Regions from separate parts of the Homo sapiens genome. Here region 2 is linked to region 1. Evidence: chromatin loops called from intact Hi-C (ENCODE). Cell type or tissue: transverse colon. All regions are shown on one strand. Links, peaks and the distances in the headings refer to the core of each region. The heading gives the core; the rest is flanking DNA.

Region 1 (10,627 bases), core at 1,275-9,274:
GTCTGGGAGGTTGAGGCTGCAGTGAGCCATGTTTGTGCCACTGCACTCCAGCCTGGGTGACAGAGTGAGACCCTGCCTCAAAAGAAAAAAAAAATTCAGAAAGTAGAATAAAACTTTACACAACTCTCCAAACTCAGTTAAATATCCTAAACCAAATACATGAAGATGGATTTTTTTAAAATGTTAGAATCATAATTTTTAGAAAACCAAGAATAGAAATGGACATAAAACAGGAAGAAATACCACACAAATTGACTAATCTCAAAAAACATATCGAAAGAAAAAGAATTATTTCAGAAATGAAGAACAAATTATAAGTCCCAATGGAAAACAGAATTCAACAAAAATTTAATAAGGGATACTGAAGAAAAGTAGGCAAATGACCAAGAGATTTAAAATGAGGTAAAGAAGTTAGAGTCAGAGAGAAAGTGGTTGAAATGGAAGGCAGACAGAGAAGGTCCAACATATGAATAATTGTGCTCTCTAAAGAGGAAAGCAAAATATTGGAACAGAGCTAATATTTAAGTTTATATTCTAAGATAACTTTCTGGAAATGAAAAAAAATTCATTCTACATATAGAGCAAACTTACTGTGTAAATGAGAAAATTGACAACAGACAATTAACTCTAAGACATATCCTGGTAAAATGATTAGACTTTAAAGACAAAGGAAAGAAATCATCAGAGCCTCCAGGCAAAAAGATCCAGTTACTTACAGGAAAGAAAATCAGGCAGGGTATCAGGCTTCTCACAGCCACAGAAAAGGTCAGGCAGGAGTGAAGCAGCATTTTCATGGACTCAAGGAAAGAAAGTGCCAGTCACAGATTTAATATCCATCCAAGCTATCCATGGAACAGTGTGCTAATGCTCTTCCTGAAGAATACACTGGAGAGTAGACTTCATCCAACCTTAAGTGATCATAGAGGAAACTTCAGCAAAATAACCAGTACTTAATATGTTTAATTGCAGAGCCAGGAGTAAAACAAGGGAGAGAACATGGGTGGAAAACATATAATGGTGATACATTCTGGCAGAGAGGAAGAATACCAGTAAAAGTGAGAGGAGATAGGAACAGGAGGAGGGGGAAGGCTGAATAAGATCACTGCCAGTTGTAATATGTGGGAATCAGAAGACACTACTGACAGGTTAGATCATAAAAGATTAAGTAAAGAAAGAAAAGGAGTTAGGGAAACCATAACATAAAATATATGAAAACAAAGGTAATAACTAGAACAAAAATATTCTTAAATACCAAAAGAAACCTTAAAAATTAACATGAATGGCTGGGCGTGTTGGCTAACGCCTGTAATCCCAGCACTTTGGGAGGCCAAGGCAGGTAGATCACCTGAGGTCAGGAGGTCGAGACCAGCCTGACCAACATACTGAAACCCCGTCTCTACTAAAAATACAAGAAAAATTAGCCAGGTGTGGTGGTGTGTGCCTGTTGTCCCAGCTACTTGGGAGGCTGAGGCAGGAGAATCACTTGAACCCAGGAGGCAGAGGTTGCAGTGAGCCGAGATGGCACCAATGCACTCCAGCCTGGGCAACAGAGCGAGACTCTGTCTCAAAAAAAATTAATATGAATGACATACTAAATAGAGAAAGAAGCACAATAAATAGTATAAAATATACACCAAACTATAACATGAAGTAATATGACAGAGTCGAGATTAAACATGTCACATTAAATGTGCGTAGACTTAATTGACCTATTTATGATAAGATTTTCAAATTGGTTCATATAGGGCCAGGGACGGTGGCTCATGCCTATAATCCCAACACTTTGGGAGGCCAAGGTAGGTGGATCTCTTGAAGTCAGGAGTTCGAGACCAGCCTGGTCAATACATCGAAACCCTGCCTCTACTAAAAATACAAAAATTAGCTGGGCGTGGTGGCACACACCTGTAATCCCAGCTACTCAGGAGGCTGAGGCCCAAGAATCGCTTGAACCTGGGAGGCAAAAATTGCAGTGAGCTGAGATCATGCCACTGCACTTCAGCCTGGGCAACAGAGCAAGACTGTGTTTCAACAAAACAAAACAAAACAGAACAGTTGCCTCATACAGCAAAACCGAAGTCTATGCTGTGATCAAAAGACACATCTAAAACACAGTGATTCAAAACGAGTAAAAAATAAGGAATAAAAACAAAAATTTACCAGGTTAATAGAAACAATAAGAATTCAGGGATTGTTATGACAGTTTAAGACAAAGTAGCATTTAAGCCAAAAAGCATTAAACAAGATGAAAGAGATTTAGTAAAGCTGAAACCATAGTTCGCAAAGGACTGGAACTTGTATTGGAGGAAAATGTTATAAAGAAAATTACTGGGGCAGTTGTCAAAATTGGAATATGGACAGTAGTTTAAATAAAAGTGTTATATCAAAATCAAATTTTCTAAATCAGAGAATAGCCTTGTCCTTAGAAAATATGGAATTATTAAGAAATAAAGGTATATGATGTATGCAACTTACTTGCAACTTGTTAAAAAAGTGGGAATCTGGGTAAAGAGCAAATAAGAGATCTGTGGATTGTGCTTGCAACTTTTTGGCAAGTGCGAAATTACTTCAAATTAAAAGTAAAGTGGCCGGGCGCGGTGGCTCACGCCTGTAATCCCAGCACTTTGGGAGGCCGAGGCTGGCGGATCACGAGGTCAGGAGATGGAGACCATCCTGGCTAACACGGTGAAACCCCATCTCTACTAAAAATACAAAAAATTAGCCGGGCGTGGTGGCGGGAGTTTGTAGTCCCAGCTACTCAGGAGGCTGAGGCAGGAGAATGGGGTGAACCTGGGAGGCGGAGCTTGCAGTGTGCCGAGATTGTGCTACTGCACTCCAGTCTGGGCGACAGAGCGAGACTCCATCTCAAAAAAAAAAAAAAAAAAAAAAAAAAAAAAAAATTAAAAGTAAAAAGAAAAAGCAAACTGTATGCATTGTGAAAACTCATCAAATTTCCTCTTATTTGTGCATTCTACTGTATGTACGTTTTACCTTAAAAAATCCATGAGCCGCCGCGCGCGGTGGCTCACGCCTGTAATCCCAGCACTTTGGGAGGCCAAGGCGGGCGGATCACGAGGTCAAGAAATTGAGACCATCCTGGCTAACGTGGTGAAACCCCGTCTCTACTAAAAAATACCAAAAATTAGCCGGGTGTGGTGGCAGGCGCCTGTAGTCCCAGCTACTCGGGAGGCTGAGGCAGGAGAATGGCGTGAACCTGGAAGGCTGAGCTTGCAGTGAGTCGAGATCGCGCCACTGCACTCAAGCCTGGGCGACAGAGCGAGACTCCCTCTCAAAAAAAAAAAAAAAAAAAGAAAAAGAAAAAAATCCATGAGCGATAAACGAAGATTGAACTCTAGTTATCTAACTAGAGTTAGATAACTACATGCTGAAGTGTTAAAGATTGAAGAATACTGATGTTAGCAACTTGAAATTCTTAAAAATAAGACGACTTGGTGGACAGGTAAGATGGGGACAGACAGGTGGTCATACGCGTGATAAAAGCAAATATAGCAAAATATTAATTACAGAAAGTAAGTGGTGGGTATATGGGTATTAATTGCATAATTCTTTCAACTTTTTCCGTTTGTTCAAAAATTTTCATAAGATGTTGGGGGAAGAAGAGGTGAGTCAGTGGTTTGAGTCAGTGGTTTGATGCTGTGCCGCCTTTATATTAATAAACAGCTGGGTGGCTGGCTAGATCTTCCACTTTCCAGCACTGTCTCTTTTTACTTGGCCTCGGTTAAACTTTAACAACCGGTCCTGTCCCAGGAAGAAGTCTTGGAAGCAGCAGACCCACCCCCTGCATCTCACCCTGGGGCCCTGAGACTCTGTGGGTGAGCACATTTGTTACTTATCAGAACTGGCCCCCACAAATCTAGCTCCATGTCCCCATTTCTCTAAACTGGGAGTACATTAGTCCAGGGCCCTTCACACTTTGATTTGCTTCCTTAGAAACACAGGCGGCCCTGCCTGCACACACCTGTTCCCTGTCCCCGATGCGGCCAGCCGAGCCCCCACTGCCACGGGGAGGTCTGCTTCGGGTTTATGTTTTAGGGTAAGAAAAAGGCCATTAAAATTCTCTCTGATGGTTGAGTCCCTGCTTGTGGGGGAGGGGGAGACGGAGCCAAGGGGAAGAAATTTGCTGGTAAGCAAAGCCCCACTTAAAAATTTTCCCTTTCTTTCTTTTTGTTTCTCCTTTTTTCCCCCTTGAAGCGGCTTTCCCTGGAGTCAAAGCATTTTACAAAAACAAACCACTCCAGAGCTTTCAAGTCTAGGGAAAGCTCAAGCAAAGTTAATTAACATGAAGGTTCTCACAAAAGTTAATTAACATGAAGGGACTCACAAAAGCTGTCTGCTGGCATCTGCTCGCCTGCCTGCCATGTGCAGCGGCCCCTTTGTGCCCGCGCACCCGGCCCGGCCCGGCCCTGCCTGCGCGGCGGCTGCGGCTCTGGGCGGCCCCGGCTCCCGGAGGCCTCTCCCCCGCGGCGGGGCGGGGCTCAGACACCTGGCTCCTGCGGGGCTCCTGCCCTGCTTCCTGTCCTGGTTCCTGCCCCGCTTCCTGTCCTGGTTCCTGCCCCGGCTTCTGCCCGGGTTCCTGCCCCGGCTCCTGCCCCGGCTCCGGTCCGCGGCGAGAAGGTGCGGCCGGCACGAGGCAGCCGCGGGGAGAAGGAATAGAGCGAGCGAGAGGCGCCGGCCCAAGGGGCAGCCAGGAGCCAGACGAGGAAAGCAAGGGAGAAAGGACAATCACAAAATCTCTTTAACATGTGTCTCGTGCAAATCAAGGTTGTTTTTGACGGACTAACTTAAAAATACTGATACACGGCTCTGTGATACACATGCGCAGTGGCTCAGCCTGTAATCCCAGCACTTTCGGAGGCCGAGGCGGGCGGATCACTTGAGGTCAGGAGTTCGAGACCAGCCTGGCCAACATGGTGAAACCCCGTCTCTACTAAAAATACAAAAATTAGCCAGGCATGGTGGCGCACGCCTGTAATCCGAACTACCAGGGAGGCTGAGGCAGGAGAATGGCTTGAACCTGGGAGGCGGAGGTTACAGTGAGCCCAGATTGCACCATTGCACTCCAGCCTGGGTGACAGTGAAATTCCCTCTCAAAAAACAAACAAACAAAAAATACATGCAAAGTATAAATCCCACAAAACAGTCATATCAGAACTGGAGGTCATTATGTTAAGTGAAAAAGGCCAGGCACAGAAAGACAAACATCGCATGTTCTCATTTATTAGTGGGATCCAGAAATCAAATCTGTTGAACTCATGGACATAGAGAGTAGAAGGATGGTTACCAGAGGCTGGGAAGGGGAGTGCGGGGCTGAGGGGAGGTGTGGATGGTTAGTACAAAACGTAAGAAAGAATGAGTAAGACCTACTATTTGACAGCACAATAGGGTGACTATAGTTAATAATAACTTAATTGTACATTTAAAAATACTTAAAGAGTGTTAATTGGTTTGCAACTCAAAGTATAAATGTTCAGGGGATGGATAGCCCATTCTTCATGGTGTACTTATTTCACATTGCATGCTGGTATCAAAACACCAAATATACCCCATAAATATATACACCTACTATGTACCCACAACAAATTTTAAAAGTAATTTAAAACAATTTTTTAAAATCATATAAGGAAATAATGTAATGAATAATATATGACATATTAAGTAATAATTATAATTATTCAATAATATAAAGTTGATATCAATAATCAATATTAAATTTCATCTGTATGAATACTATAATAATATAATAAAAATGTACATTTTCTGTTTTTTTTTTTTATACAGTCTTGCTGTGTCACCTAGGCTGGAGTACAGTTTCACCATCTCGGCTTACTACAAGCTCTGCCTCCTAGGTTCAGGCAATTCTCCCACCTCAGCCTCCCAAGTAGCTGGGACTGCAGGTGTGTGCCACCACACCCAACTAATTTTTGTATTTTTAGTAGAGACGGGGTTTCACCATGTTGTCCAGGCTGGTCTCAAAGTCCTGACCTCAAGTGATCCACCTGTCTAGGCCTCCCAAAATGCTGGGATTACGGGCATGAGCCTCCGTGCCGGGCCTGCCTCTACTCTTATATAAAGATACATTTTTTTTTTTTTTCAGAAACAGGATTATAATGTGCCTACATTTTTGGGTAATTAACGTTTTCATTGATAGTAGGTCATGAACATTTTTCAGTGTCAGTAAATATATGGTCTCTGCAGACCCACAAGGATTTTTCTAATCTTCCAGATAAATTGTCACAAATAAATATGTACACAGGTTTTGCTATGCCACCCTTAGGTGTATACAGTTGAATACAAATGTGCAGTGTTTACATAATGAACCACCTGAGGAAAGGTTATTTCCTTAAAAGAAAGGTTTACTGTGTGAATGCTTCCCTGCAAAGAAGTTGTACAATTGTGTCGGAAAAATCCATTTGTTTGGATTTATAAATTTTGGAGTTCTGCACCATGTACCTGAAACTTTGCTATTAGGGATGGATATGGTTTGGATCTGTGTCCCTGCCCAAATCTCATGTTGAACTGTAATCCCCCATGTTGGAGGAAGGGCCTGGTGGGAGGTGATTGGATCATGGGGACAGATTTCTCCCTTGCCGTTTTCATGGTAGTGGGTTCTCATGAGATCTAGTTTTTAAAAGTGTGTGGCACTTTCCCCTTTGCTTTCTTTCTCCTTCTCCAGCCATGTGAAGATGTGCCTCCCCTTCCACCATGATCGTAAGTTTCCTGAGGCCTCCCCAGCCATGCCTCCTGTTCAGTCTGTGGAACAGTGAGTCAAGTTTTTCTTTATGAAGAAAGAAGTTTTTCTTTCTTCCTAAATTACCCGGTCTCACATAGTTCTTTATAGCAGTGCGAGAACTGACTAATACAGGGACATTTGCCCGGAATGTGAATTTGGTTCCCTTGAGAGCCTTTAAACTGTTTATTTCCAGGTTCCTCCCGGTGTGAAGGAGCATCACTGACTCATGCAGGTCTTTCTTCATTCAGGAACTGGCCCTCCATGGCTGTCGCAGCTCCTTCGAGAACGCCGTGCTGCGGCACTCATGTGCCTGCCCAGAAGCTGCCCAAGTTTGTTCACTGGGGCTTATTTAGGAATTTTGGGGTGTGGGGCTGATAGACTAGGACACAAAGAAAAGACCCGAGGAAGGCAGGGTTTTCACTACAGGTACTTTCTATTATCATGGCCATAGATTTTGTTTTGTTTTTTTCCAAGTGCCTCCTACGTTTCCAGGGGTTCCTGAGACCACTGGACTGAATTGCCCAGTCACTGCTTTGTAGACATCCATAAACAGAAGCATTTTAACATGGCTGGCTCGGGAAGAAAAGTGGATTGTACACACTGCAGCCTTCCCAATCCTGAGGTGATGCAGATGGGCTGGAGACAAAAACTGATCATTTTCATTTCCTCCCGTATGGACTGTTTCAGAATATTCTGCAGCTGATGACAAGAATGGAAACTGTGGATATAGCCAGTAAATGTATACTTAGAAGAGACCAGAAATACTTGCAAGAAAGAGGCCTGCTATGATGTGAGTTGTGTCCCCCCAGATCACATGTTAAGCCTAATCACCAGTGTGATGGTATTGGGAGGTAAGACCTTTGGGAGGGCCTCATGAATGAGATTAGTGCCCTCATAAAAGAGGCCCTGAAGAGCTGCCTTGCCCCATCCACCTTACAAAGGTGCATTGAGAGGGGGCCATCTATGAGTCAGGAAGCAGGCCCTCACCAGACACTGAACCTGCCGGCACCTTGATCTTGGACTTCTGAGCCTCCAGAACCGTGAGAAATGAATGTCTTTGTTTAGAAGCTACCCAGTTTGTGGTATTTTGTTATAGCAGTGCAAACAGACTGAGACAAGCCCCCAATGTGGCAAGGGAAGAAAGGCCATTCCAGATCGTGGGATGAAGTGCACTCTGGGGGTCAAGAGCACGACCTGGGTTTGAATCCTGACTTTGCTCCTTCATGGCAGAAGGATCTTGAGTATATTACTGCCGTGGATTGGTACTCTATGTCCATTCATCTTGTATCTCAGAGATGAGAAACTGAAAACATTTTCCAGACTCCCTTGCAGCTAGGGGTTAGGACCTAGTGTTTAGGTCCTACACATTTGGTGTGGTCAGAGAAAGCAGAACGCAGAAATGAGTACGAGGCCATTTTTGTGTTGTTACTGGTATTTCTCCTGGGAAGCATGGTTTTGGTGGCTTGGTTCAGGAGTTGTCAAGGACTTTCCAGTTTGACTGGTGGCTTCTTGATCTTAAAAGAGGCAGAAACCCTCTTGGTGGTCTGCCTCTGTGGTATTGGCATTGCTTCTGAAAGCTCATCCCACAGTTTTCCCTCCAGCCTTCTCAATAATTCTGTAAACCATTCATTACCTTGTAATAAATATTTTTGCTTAAACTAGGGAGAGTGAAATCTGTTCCCTGTAATGGAATCCTGACCAACAGAGTTCCTTAACCTGTCTGTGATCTGTGATGGTGACAGCTTCTGATGTGTTGCCTGGGCTAGGCTCAGCTACAGACCCCAGCATTCTCTTTTGAGTATGTTTCTGGTTAGGGTGGGCTACAAGAGATTTTCTTTTTGGAGAATTGGAGGATAGAAGGGAAGCAGTGGCCATTTTGTAGCATGCATGCACCTTCTCCCAGGTATTCCCTCAAGCACTAATGTGGGTACTGCTGTGAAGGTATTTTACAGATGTGATGAAAGTCCCAGATCAATCCCCTTCAAGCTGATCAAAAACGAGGTTATTATAGGTGAGCCTGACCTAATCAGTTTGAAGACCTTTAAAATAAGGTATAGGCTTTCCTATGTTTAGAGATGGTATATGAATAAGAGGCTTCAGCTCATGCCTATGGGGCTCCAGCCTGCTCATGATCTCCCCTTCCTGACTGTCTGTCCTGAGGACAACCCCAGACTTGCATAAGCCAGTGTTTTTGGTAATTAATCTATCTATTTATCTATCATCTATCTATCTATCTATCTATCTATCTATCTATCTATCTATCCCTCTATTATCTATCACCTATCTTTCATCTATCTATCTATCTGTCTATCTATCGTCTATCAATCATCTATCATCTATCAGTCTATCATCTATCAATGATCTATTATATATCATCTATCAATCATCTATCATCTATCTGTTGTCTATCAGTCATCTATCATCTATCATCTATCAATCATCTATTATCTATCATCTATCAATCTTCTATCATCTGTTATCTAACTATCTATCTATCATCTATCTATCTATCATCTATATGTCTGTCTGTCTATCTATTTCTCATCTCTTCTATTGGCTCTGCTTCTCTGGTTGAACCCTACCTGATACCCTCTCTGAGCCTCAGCTTCTTCGACTGCAAATTGGCACTTCATGTCTGGCACACAGGCCTGCTCTAAAAGTTACATAGAGAATAAATGTAAAGCACAGTCCTTGGCAAAGACGTCAAATCTATTTTGGACACTATCTCTGCTCTCATCCTCTCCTAAACTTTCATTCTTAGGTTGGCAGGTGACTACAGCCCTGCCAGAAAGGTCATCTCAGAAACCAGTCCCTCCTGCCACAGAAATATCAAAATGGCCCTGCCAGCCCACAGTGATCCTTCCTGCCTCTGAATTTCTAGGCTGTGCTTACCCCTTCCTGAAGCCTGCCCCTGATCTGCCTGTTAGTATTATTTAATAATCTGCGACACAGCATTATGCATCATCTGTTTTCTCCAAGTTCTAAGAAGACTTTTACATATACTGGTTAAGTTGAGTCCTACTCAAATCTTGGCATAAGGTGCACAATAAGCTTTGGAAGCAAAATGTGTGTGTTAATTGGGCTCAAAGGACCCATCCTGCTCCTTCCTTCCTCACCCCAGCCCTCAGAACAGGTGGTGATGGGCGGGGGTGGAACATGGGGTGGACTAAATCCATGGCCACTTCAAAAACAAAATGGAGAATATCTTCGCACTGCTGAAGTGGAAGGTCAAGGGTCGGGTCATTCCTTAGGATGGTCGGTGCTTGGCTTTATTCTCGCCCTGTGCTTTCAGATGCCAAGCACTCCTATTCTTCCTGTGTGCCTCTCTCCTCTTTCAGAGCTGGACGTTCCCAAGGGACTACCCTGGTTCGCCCCCCTGAGCTTGTTTCCCCATGTGAGATGTGTGTGTGTCCATCTCTTTGCATGTGAGTTTAATGTCAGCATGGGCAAGAAGTTCAGTCTAATCTACACGGAACCCAAAAAATCACATTGGGATGCTACCTCATCCCTATTAGGATGGCTAGAATGAACATTCAGATAATCACACATATTGGTGAGGACATGGGGAAATCAGAACACTCTTACACTGCTGGTGATAAGATAAAATGGTGCAGCCACTGCAGAAAAGAGTTTGGTGGCTCCTTAAAAAGCCAAACAGAGACCCAGCAACTCCACTCCTAGGTGTACACCTAAGAAAATGGAAAACAAGTGTTTGAAAAAACCTGTGCACAAATGTTCACGGCAGCATTATTCATAATAGTCAAAAGGCAGACATCATCCACACGTTCATCAACTGATAAAAGATAAACAAAATGTGGATAGCCATACAATGGAATATTATTTGGACATAAAAAGGAATGAAGTGTTGATTTATGCTAT
Region 2 (10,627 bases), core at 866-8,865, 62 kb before region 1:
CCAGCTACTCGGGAGGCTGAGGCAGGAGAATCGCTTGAATGTGGGAGGCAGAGGTTGCAGTGAGCTGAGATAGCGCCACTGCACTCCAGCATACGTGACAGAGTAAGACTCTGTCTCAAAAAAAAAAAAAAAAATTAACAAAGCCCACAGAATAAATGTGGTTAAGTCTCTAAAGCCTCTTTGAAAATCCATCCCAGGTTCCCCTTTTCTTCCTCATGCCACTTATTTGTTGAAGAAACCCCTTAATTACTATAGCAGGTTATTTTTTACTTGTGTTGGAGTGGTAGGAGGCATAACGGTGAATTTCTTTTATTTTAAAGTTTCTTAGCCCCTTTAACATTCCACCTTTCGCCTGGAAGAAATGAGCCTGGGCCCCTGTTAAGGGAAAGTCCCAGCTTTCAAAGACTTAGATTCTCATTAGCCAGCTTCTCTCAGCATCCCTGCAAGTTGTCCCCTCGACCTCCCTCGTCGCTGACCTCTGCCTGTTCTCCATTACCCTTCGGCCCAGCCTGCGCTCCCCAGGGTGGCACATGGAATTGCAACTCCAGATGTGGCCTGGCCAGGGAAGCGTCTGTGGGGATGATGATTTCTCTTGATCTGGATGCCATCCTTTTGTTAATACAAACTAAGATCTCATTAGCTAGTTCATTCTCTGGCTCACAGACTCCTGACTCATTCTGCCTTGAAATCAACTAAAGCACCTGAGGTATGTGTGTCTGTCTTCCCATATAAACTTCTGACGCCAGGTTGTATACTTTATAGTGGACTTTTTGAACCTAAATGCAGGTTTCTATTTTTATTTACATTCAATTTCATTTTGTTGATTTCCATTCATCTGCACAGTCGTTACAGATTTTTTAAAAAATTTTCTAGAGATGGGGGTCTCATATTATTGTCCAGGCTGGTCTCAAACTCCTGGTGTCAATAAATCCTCTCATCTCAGCCTCCCAAAGTGCTGGGATTACAGGAATGAACCACCTCACCCAGCCTAGAGATCTTTTTGAATCCTGAGTTCTACACACCTTACAAATCTGAGAAGCATGTTTCTCTGTTGCAAAGTCACATAGAAAGCCCTAGAGCTCTCCTGGACATGTAACACTGATCTATTGTCTCTGTGACCTCTTGGTTTAATCAACTATAAATCCACAGAACTGTACTATTACTCAGGCCTCAGTTTTCCATGAGCTCTACAAGAATATCATAAACGACTGAAAAAGCACCTATCTGAAACCAGGACACTGTTCATTTATTTCCAGGCTTATTTCATTTTCCCTTACCATTTCTTGCATGAAGCTCACTAAATGATATAGGATGTCCTTGACCTCAAGAATGAAACACAGTCCAGGCGTGGTGGCTCACACCTGTAATACCAGCACTTTGGGAGGCTGAGGCGGGCAGATCATGAGGTCAGGAGATCGAGACCATCCTGGCTAACACGGTGAAACTCTGTCTCTACTAAAAATACAAAAAATTAGCCGGGCTTGGTGGCTGTAGTCCCAGCTACTCGGGAGGCTGAGGCAGGAGAATGGCGTGAACCCGGGAGGCAGAGCTTGCAATGAGCCGACATTGGGCCACTGCACTCCAGCCTGGGCAACAGAGCGAGACTCCGACTTACAAAAAAAAAAAAAAAAGAATGAAACACAGTCCTCAAATTCCAAAACTAGATTGTTTTGCAGAAAAATTTGATAACCACATTACTCTGCTCACAAATACGTAATTTCTAATCTTTGAAATTTTTTTTTAAGTCTCCTGAGTTTTGTTTTAATAGACTTTCTTTTTTTTATTGGTATTTCCCTTCCTTCACCTTGTCTATCTTTGAATTTTGTCTTATCCATTTGACATTTTGAACAAAATATTCATTGACTTCAACATGTTTCTCCTCAGGAAAATATTTTCTAATATTTTAAAATTCCTTAAGGGTATCTTTCTAGGCTGGGTGCGGTGGCTCATGCCTACTTTGGGAGGCTGAGGTGGGTGAATCACGAGGTCAGGAGTTTGAGACCAGCCTGGCCAACATGGCGAAACTCCTGTCTCTACTAAAAATACAAAAAATTAGCTGGGCATAGTGGTGGGTGCCTGTAATCCCAGCTACTTGGGAGGCTGAGGCGGGACAATCGCTTGAACCCAGGAGACAGAGGTTGCAGTGAGCTGAGATCGCGCCACTGCACTCCAGCCTGGGTGACAGAGTGAGACTCCCTCTTCATAAAAAAAAGAGTGTCTTTCTATTTATCTAGGTTCTCTTAAATGAGTCTGATGATAAATGCCATATGTATGTAGCATACGTTGTTAACTGTTTATTCATTTTTGCATCCTCTAGAAGGAAATGGCTTGCTTACGTCTATATAGCACCCTATGGAAGGACGGAAAGCAAACAGTAATTGACAAATCCAGCCATGAATGCAATAAATTCAACTCCAAGGTAAGCTGAGAGACTTAGACACTTCTTTTTGTAAAGTTCTGAAATAAAAGCCCACACTCCCTAAATCTAGAAAATGATACGCCTTTCTGAGCAATCTGAAGACCGTGTGAACGCACCAGAGCACCTTTCCCCGATGTGTGCTCTTGCAGAACCACAGTGGGCTCTGCGTCTACTGGCCAGGTTGGTTCATCGATGTGGACATGGCCAGGTGAACTTGACGCCCTGTCATTTTCACTGTCACTCACCAAAGGAACATTTGTGTTCAGGGCAGGTGTTCAGGAAGTGCTGGCTGGTTTAGGATTGCAAGGAACTTGCAGCGTTCTCTCTGTTTGTGGGGGTGATCACACTAGGAAGAGTTCACATTCTTTTTTAACCGGGGCTGGCCCTGCATTCCAAATGGAACACAGCCAAGCTCTGGACAACAACAGATGGCTCCGTCTCTGCAAAATGCAAACTTGATCCTGCTCGGAGAATTTATCTTCTGCTAAAATAGTACCCCAAGCAGTAAATAAAGCAAATATTCTGTAGGATTCCTATGTGGGGGGTGCACAGAAAGTTTCTCTGTCAAAGTTGACATTTCAAAAACGTATCTGGACTGGATAAGACACATAGCTGTTGGGTTATTCAGCCCCAGTAATGGATGTACTGTGCTTCAGGGAGACTTTCTAAATGTAACCATGTTAATGGAGCTCATAACTTTACTAGTAGATTAATGAGGATCTGAAAGATAGGGTAAGTCTGATCTGTTACTGGATAATGTGGTGATTAATGTTTGTGATGTAATAAGGAAGCCCTAATTAGAAAACTACAGGGGGAAAACCCCAACAGGCTTTTTCACTTAACCAAAGCTTCCACCATTGAAAGAAATTTTGAAGTGTCATTTAATAAGCTTTATGGACTCAGGATATAAAATCAGAGTAAAGCTTATTACATGTTGAATAGAGTCAGTAACATTACAATCCATTGAGACTTCATATCTTTTCTTATGAAAATTCTTAAATCAGAACAAGTTACTACGAAAATATGATTTGTAGTTATAATAATAAATGGGGCTATGTTTGTGTTCTTTCAATGATATTTTACCTTTTGTTCTTTTAAGAGTATGAGAAACATACACCACCATTTTCAAGAGGACACTAACCTATGATCCAATTTTTCACTCTGCTTAAAACTTTCAATAAATTCATTCAAAGTGCTAATAGGCAAAAACAAAGATTCCCGTTTTTTAAAGTGAATTTTATAACCCTTTTCTTTGAAAAACATTTTGGAATGCCTGATCTTAGTAATAGTTTTCCTTCCCTATATACATAGAATATTTACCTCAAATTACTCTTTTATACTGGAAGAAAATTCTGGAAATAAAAAACTAAAAAAACCTTTAAACTACCTTGCACACATATATACATTGTAAGAGATTTTTCTACATTGGAAATTTATGTATGAAATATGATACAGTCTTTTAAATAATATTGGTGAAATACTTTTTTTGCATCATATTTAGCAGTTTTAGAGGTTAATGACAAGCCGAAGGGATCAGTGACCAAGGCTTTGTCAGCACTGTTAACTTCAACCCATCACTAATTGCTGGAAATGTCTTGGGTCTAGGAGGTTAACTCTTGTACAAGATTAAGGAGAAGGAAACATAAACTCTTACTACTATCTTTATGGGCTGTGTCCTTTAATTTGGAAGGTACAGGGCAATTATCGTTTTGGCCAATAATTAGCTGATCTGCAGACTTGCCTTTCATATGGCTTAAACCATCATTCAGCTCTTTGCCCAACAGTTTTACAATTAAAGATTTTATATTTAAAAGGGAAATACTTTTAAATATTCTATTATATTTAGTAGTAGATAGTAGATAGTCTATTATTTCTATCTACTTTAGTAACTTATGATTTTTATATCCCTTCCCAGAGATGGTTTCATATTTTTTCCTAGAATCTTTATGTGGGGGCTTTTATCTCTTAGAAAAGTCTATTCATTTGTCTATAAGACCACTGGGGTACTCAAAGTGATCTAGGACAAAACAAAGTCTTCCTAAAGTGCAGCAATTTAAGCAAACAACCTTATTTGTCAGGTGCAAGAAAATGCCCTCTGAATCCTCCAATTTCACACTTGTCACCGAGGGCTTTGTATTGGGCAGGGAAAACATCTTAGGTATCTCTGTGGTGTCCATTTTTGTTTTAGCACATAGTAGGCCCTGAACGTGCATATATCAATTTACTGCATAAATGTGAACCAAGTCTCCTTATGGGTATCTTTAATTACAGAAACACTTCTTATTTTTCAAATAATCATGCTATATCAACACAGCTGTTCACAACAGTAATGCTCATAACATATTAATAAGTGAAACAAGAAAGGATGTAAATTATCCATTTTTTAAAAAAAGAAAATATTCTTAAATTATTTGAATTATTAAATAAAGCCACACAACTACAAAGTTGACTTATGCAATTAGGTGTCTCTCTTTTTGAAAAAAACTCCAGGTTCTTTAAAGAGCAGACGAGTTGGGAAGCTTTAGGAAACAAAGCAAAAATCCTCAAAGCAGTCTACTTAGTCTTGCCTTACATCAATCACCCTTTCTTATTAACCTCTCACCCTTAAACCGTGCTGCAAGGAGGTGGGGGCAAGTATGTAGTGGGCTGGGGGTGAGGACAGAGTGATAAAATGTAAATTATGTAGAAGAGGGCTGCAGCTTTAACAAGTGTTTCTGTTTATTCAGAGCCTTCCTCTGAGATGCTCCAAGTGTTTTATAAACGTTATCTCCTTAATCCTCTGGAACAAGTAGGTGGCAACTCTGGCTCTTTACTTGACAGATATTTTATCTATGATTGGAAAAATTAAATGCCAGCAGAAGATCTTAACAGAAAGCAATTGGATGATGACAAAGATTAATTTTAATGCATGCCCTCAAGAACAATTCCAAGCCGTCTACACACTCCCCTCTTGTTTTTCAGCCACATGTTTTAGCCTCTTCCAGCATGCAGCGTGCTCACGTGGTAGGATTCTCAAGAAACCGGTAACAGAGTTGCTTTGAGAGAGGGAAATTTGGCAGTTGGAGGGAGGGACTGAAGGAAAAGGAGACTTTTCACTGTCTATATATATGCTTATATACCTTTTGGATTTACCTATTTAAAAAATAAATTTAAAAACCCTCCCAGAACAAGAGGGCAAAGTCAGCTGGATGATCTACTCACTTCCCTGACGTCCCCTCCAGTCCCCAGGAAACAGTAGCTGGGCTTTAATCTAACTCTTTCTTTGTAATATTCTGAATAGAAATCATTGAAGAAAAATGAGTACACAATTTACAGTCCATATTAAATGTATAACTTGAGGGATTTAATGGAAATGAGAAATGCAGTGTGTTGAAAGGCTCTCTGGATCTTTCTTCCTCTCTGTGGATTTATATATTTACAGATGTTCCTTAACTTACGATGGGGTTAAAGTCATAAAGTCAAAAAATTTTAAAGTCAAAAGAAATCCCAAGTTGAATCGTAAGTCGGGGGCTTTATATACTGCACTTCATTCATCTGGGTGGCTGATAGCATCAAAGAAATTTCAGGTCTATTTACAAACCACCAAAAGTTTTTAAAAGTTTTAAGAAACTTTTAAAAGGAGGTAATTTTCCACTTTTTCCTGATTTCACCCGGTCTTCAACTTCTTATCAATGTTGGTCTTGATTGAATGAAATGGATGTAGGAGTCTTAGGCTGACTAATCATGAAATATACAATTTTAGGGAGAAAAGAAAAGAACTAAATCAGGGTAATTGGTGGTGGTGGGGTGAGAAGCAGACTTGACGACTGTATATACAATTTTGCACCCACCTCCCACGGTTTGACGTTCGTTCCAGTAAATTCCAAGAGTACTTACTATTGTTGCCAGACAGGCCGTGTCTTCAAGCACAGGGTGAAGGAATCCAGGGCACTTTCCCTCTCAGCTTCTGTGGGCTCCAGAGCTGTGGTGACTCCGAAGGGCATACAGAGCAATTCCCTGGGGATCTTGTTAAAATGCAGATTCTGGTTCAGGTCTGTGGGGGGCCCTGGATTCTGCATTTCCAACACATTCCCAGGGGCTGTCCCTGCTGCTCCCACAGGAGCACGCTTTAAGTAGTGAGGATTTAGACAGAGCTTGCATCTGTTATAACTGGTTTCCGCTGCATTTAACTGACTACCAGCCTCCCACAATTAAAAGTTCCTCCCAGGCCAGGTGCAGTGGTTTATGCCTGTAATCCCAGCACTTTGGGAGGCCAAGGCAGGAGGATCACATGAAGTCAAGAGTTTGTGACCAGCCTGACCAACATGGCTAAGCCCTGTCTACAAAAATACAAGAATTAGCCAGGTGTGGTGGCATGCGCCTGTACTCCCAGTACTTTAGGAGGCCGAGGCAGGTGGATCACTGGAGGTCAGGAGTTTGAGACTAGCCTGGCCAACATGCTGAAATCCTGTCTCTACTAAAAATACAAAAATTAGCTGGGAGTGATGGCGGGCGCCTGTAATCCCAGCTACTCAGGAGACTGAGGTAGGAGAATGGCTTGGACCCAGGAAGCAGAGGTTGCAGTGAGCCGAGATCACACCATCGCACTCCAGCCTGGGTGACAGAGCGAGACTCTGCCTTAAATAAATAAATAAATAAAGTTTCTCCGTTTTCATGAATCTAGAAATCTGAAGCTTGGCAGACAGGGAAGAAGGAGTCTTTTCCACAGTGTCTCAGGGATGGTGGAGCTGTCCACTTTTCCTTGCAGATTTATCCACTTTTCTTTGCTTCGTCATCTTTTTTGAGTGATTTTCATTGTCAAGGTCACAATATAGTGGCTGCCCTTCCAGGTATCACGTTCATTTTCCATGAGGATGAAGAGGTCATGAGAGAGAACAAAAGGTATATGCCAAGTGAGTCTCCATCTTTTAATTGGGAAAACAGCAGCCTTCTGGGAAGCCAGACTCCTACTTCTCATTGGCCAGCAGACGTCTACTAACATCTCATCAGCCACATGACTGCAGGAAGCTTCAAGGCAGCTTTGTAAATAAAAATTCTTGGCTGGGCACGGTGGCTTACGCCTGTAATCCCAGCACTTTGGGAGGCCGAGGTGGGCGGATCACAAGGTCAGGAGATCGAGACTGTGCTGGGTAACACGATGAAACCCCGTCTCTACTGAAAATACAAAAAATTAGCCGGGCGTGGTGGCAGGTGCCTGTAGTCCCAGCTACTCGGGAGGCTGAGGCAGGAGAATGGCGTGAACCTGGGAGGCGGAGCTTGCAGTGAGCCGAGATCGCGCCACTGCACTCCAGCCTGCGCGACAGAGCGAGACCCCGCCTCAAAAAAAAAAAAAAAAAAAAAAATTCTTTAGCCAAGCATATTGTCACCCTGAACAAAATAATGATTCTGTTAGAAGGAAGGGAAGAATAGACATTAGGTAGGTGTCATAGGTGGAATAATGGCCCCCCAATGATGTTCATGACTAAATCACTGGAACCTGTGATTATGTTATCTTCCACAGCAAAGGCAACTTTACAGATGTGATTAGACGGGAGGATTCTCCTGGGTTACCTGGAGGGCCCACTGTAATCACAAGGCCCCTCACTAGAGGGAGGTGGGCGGGTGAGCGTCTGAGGGGAGATGCGCTCTTAGAAGCAGAGGGCAGAATGGTGTGGGGCTGCGAGCCCAGGAGAGCAGGCGGCATCTAGAGGTGGGGACACAGCTCTCTGGACACTTTTTATTTTAGGTCCACAAGATCCTTTTTGGAATTCTGACTTTCTTTCAGAGCTTTAAAGTAAGTTTGTGTTCTTAAGCCGCTGTGTGGTAATTTGCAATACGAAACTCATGCAGTGCCGCCTGGCGTTGTCTGTCCCAGAGTTAGGAGGAGGTGTGAGGAGACAGGGAGAAGTACCAGGACACCAGCCCTGGGCAGGGCCCAATGCAGACGCACCAGCAGGTGGGCCGCCTCCCGGAGGGGGTAGTGGACGGCAGGAGAGGGGCACACAGCCCAGAGGCGGCAATTGTCTGAACTGTGAACATTCGCTAATTAGGCTGGTTGTTTTATTCGTATTGGCAAAAGGCTTTTTCTTAGATAGGCTCACGGACTGCGAGGGAGCCTCAGTGATCACCCAGGCCAGACAGCTCCTCAGATTTCCCTGGAGGGACTGGAGGCCTGAATCTGAAGAGACTCCCCAGGCGAGACAGTGGGACCTCCCGAAGCTGTTTCAGTGCTTCCCACCACTGCCGGCTGCTTCCTGCTCTGGCGTTCTAGGTCGGGCTGCCAGGACAAATACAGGATGCCCCAAGTAAATGTGATTTTCAGATAAACAACAAATAACTTTTTCAGTATAAGCATTATCTGAGTTTCTTATTGGTTCCGTAACAAATTACAGTGGTGTAAAGCAACACAAATTAATCTAACACTGCTGCAGGTAGCTAGCCCCGGGGTCTCCTGGGGCTCAAATCAGTGTCTAGGAGGGCCATGCTCCTTCCGAAGACTTCAAGGAGAGTCCGTTTCTTTGCCTATTCCCACACTTCTAGAAGACGACTGCATCCTTCAGCTGGTTGGTCCTTCCTCCACCTTCAATTTCTAACTCTGGCTCTCCTGCCTCCCTCCTCTAAGGACTCTGTGGTTACATTTGGACCAGTCACTTCACCCAGGACGACCTGCCCTCTGAAAAGCCTTAACTTAATCACATCCGCAAAATCCTTTTTGCCATGTAAGGGAATATGTTCCAAGTGTTAGGAATATCTGTCCATGGACATCTTTGTTGGCCCCTTTTCTACCTGCCACAAGTGTGTCCTAAATATTGCATGGGACATACTTACACTAAAAAATTATTCATTGTTTTTCTGAAATTCACATTTAACTGGGGATACCATATTTTTATTTGCTAAATGTGGCAATCCTCATTTTTGGAAGTGTAGATAGGGTGTATTCTCTTCTCTATGGCAATTACTCCACCTACAACTTTATCAGTAAACAAAAAAATTGGATTTGGACAGGTGAGCGTCTATTGAAATAAATGCCTTCCTTTTTAGAAAAATTTATATTAATTAGCTTTTTAATATTCTGAACTATATTTTTAGTGAGCAATTTCTATTTAATTAATCTTCAACAGGGAACATAAGAGTAACTGAACACATTACAGCAGTCAGACAGAAAGTACACCAAGTATTTATTTGAAATATTTTGAATTTCTCCACACACCACATGGTCCAGTTCTCTCAACCAGCCCATTAATAAATCTGTTATCCAAAAATGTGGCTCTAAACGTGGCTTAGCGTGGTTGCACTTGATTACTGAGTGTCTGGAATGTCTTTCTCTCTTAACCAAAACACTTCAGGGGCAGAAGAGACACCAGGGAGTGGGACTCCCACAGCTTGGGCTGGGTTCAGAGCTGATGTCTCCCTCGCTAGCTGCTTTCTGAATAACGCCCTGGAGATGTCTCTGTGACACTGGGGCCTCCTCTTGCTGGGCTCTTTACTTCTGTAAACCTCTTCAAGTCTCTCTCTCTTTTTTTTTTTTAGATGGAGTCTCACTCTGTCGCCAGGCTGGAGTGCAGTGGCGCGATATCGGCTCACTGCAACCTCCGCCTCCCGGGTTCAAGTGATTCTCCTGCCTCAGCCTCCTGAGTAGCTGGGACTACAGGCACGTGCCACCACACTCAGCTAATTTTTGTATTTTTAGTAAAGACGAGGTTTCACCATGTTGGCCAGGGTGGTTTCAATCTCTTGACCTCGTGCTCCGCCCGCCTCGGCCTCCCAAAGTGCTGGGATTACAGCCGTGAGCCACCACGCCCAGCCCTCTCTTAATGACAATATTAAAACTGACTACAATTAGCAGTATTCACTGATATGCAAGTACTGTCATGCTTAAGTCCACTTTAAAAAACAAAACTGTCTTAAATAGATTGCTCTGGTGTTAGGAAAAATTATCCAAAACTTAGAAATAAAGCCAAGAGAATGACTGTCTTTTTAAGGCCATACTAAAGCGTTGTCTAACAAGCCTATCTAAAGATTATTTCATTCTCTAGGGATAGAAGGTTGTACTATTATTTTACTCTGCTTGTTATTTTAATTAAAGACTCAGACTCTATGCAAGTAAGTATTAACTTGTAGATTTGTGTGCAGTGGAAATACCAATTATTTCTCTCAGGTAGAAAACCCCAAAAGTTAGGCTTCCATCTCTTTTTGAAACACAACTAGCTACTTGTATGTCTGATCAAG

Evidence for each region. Hi-C counts contacts between places; a loop is a spot of excess contacts. Peaks named below come from ENCODE experiments on the same cell type or tissue, not always from the same donor. Only the 100,000 strongest peaks of a DNase experiment are listed, where the experiment ranks them.
Region 2: a loop joins it to region 1, with 3 times the contacts of the local background. A loop is called at or near these places in 2 of 110 quality-filtered maps.

The regions. Positions count from the first base shown.
Region 1 is chr9:95,422,385-95,433,011 of GRCh38, forward strand. LOC105376156 (a long non-coding RNA gene) reads right to left here and starts at 4,446. Exons shown (of 3, transcript NR_188614.1): 1 at 4,340-4,446. RefSeq lists a silencer at 4,314-4,703. In transverse colon, for the core only: no CTCF peak of the experiment used is centred there; DNase peaks (open chromatin) are centred at 3,986 and 4,517; H3K4me3 peaks cover 1,774 bases; H3K27ac peaks cover 1,730 bases.
Region 2 is chr9:95,360,570-95,371,196 of GRCh38, forward strand. LOC105376155 (a long non-coding RNA gene) reads right to left here and starts at 6,536. Exons shown (of 2, transcript XR_930133.3): 1 at 6,296-6,536. RefSeq lists a silencer at 6,238-6,532. In transverse colon, for the core only: no CTCF peak of the experiment used is centred there; no DNase peak of the experiment used is centred there; H3K27me3 peaks cover 509 bases.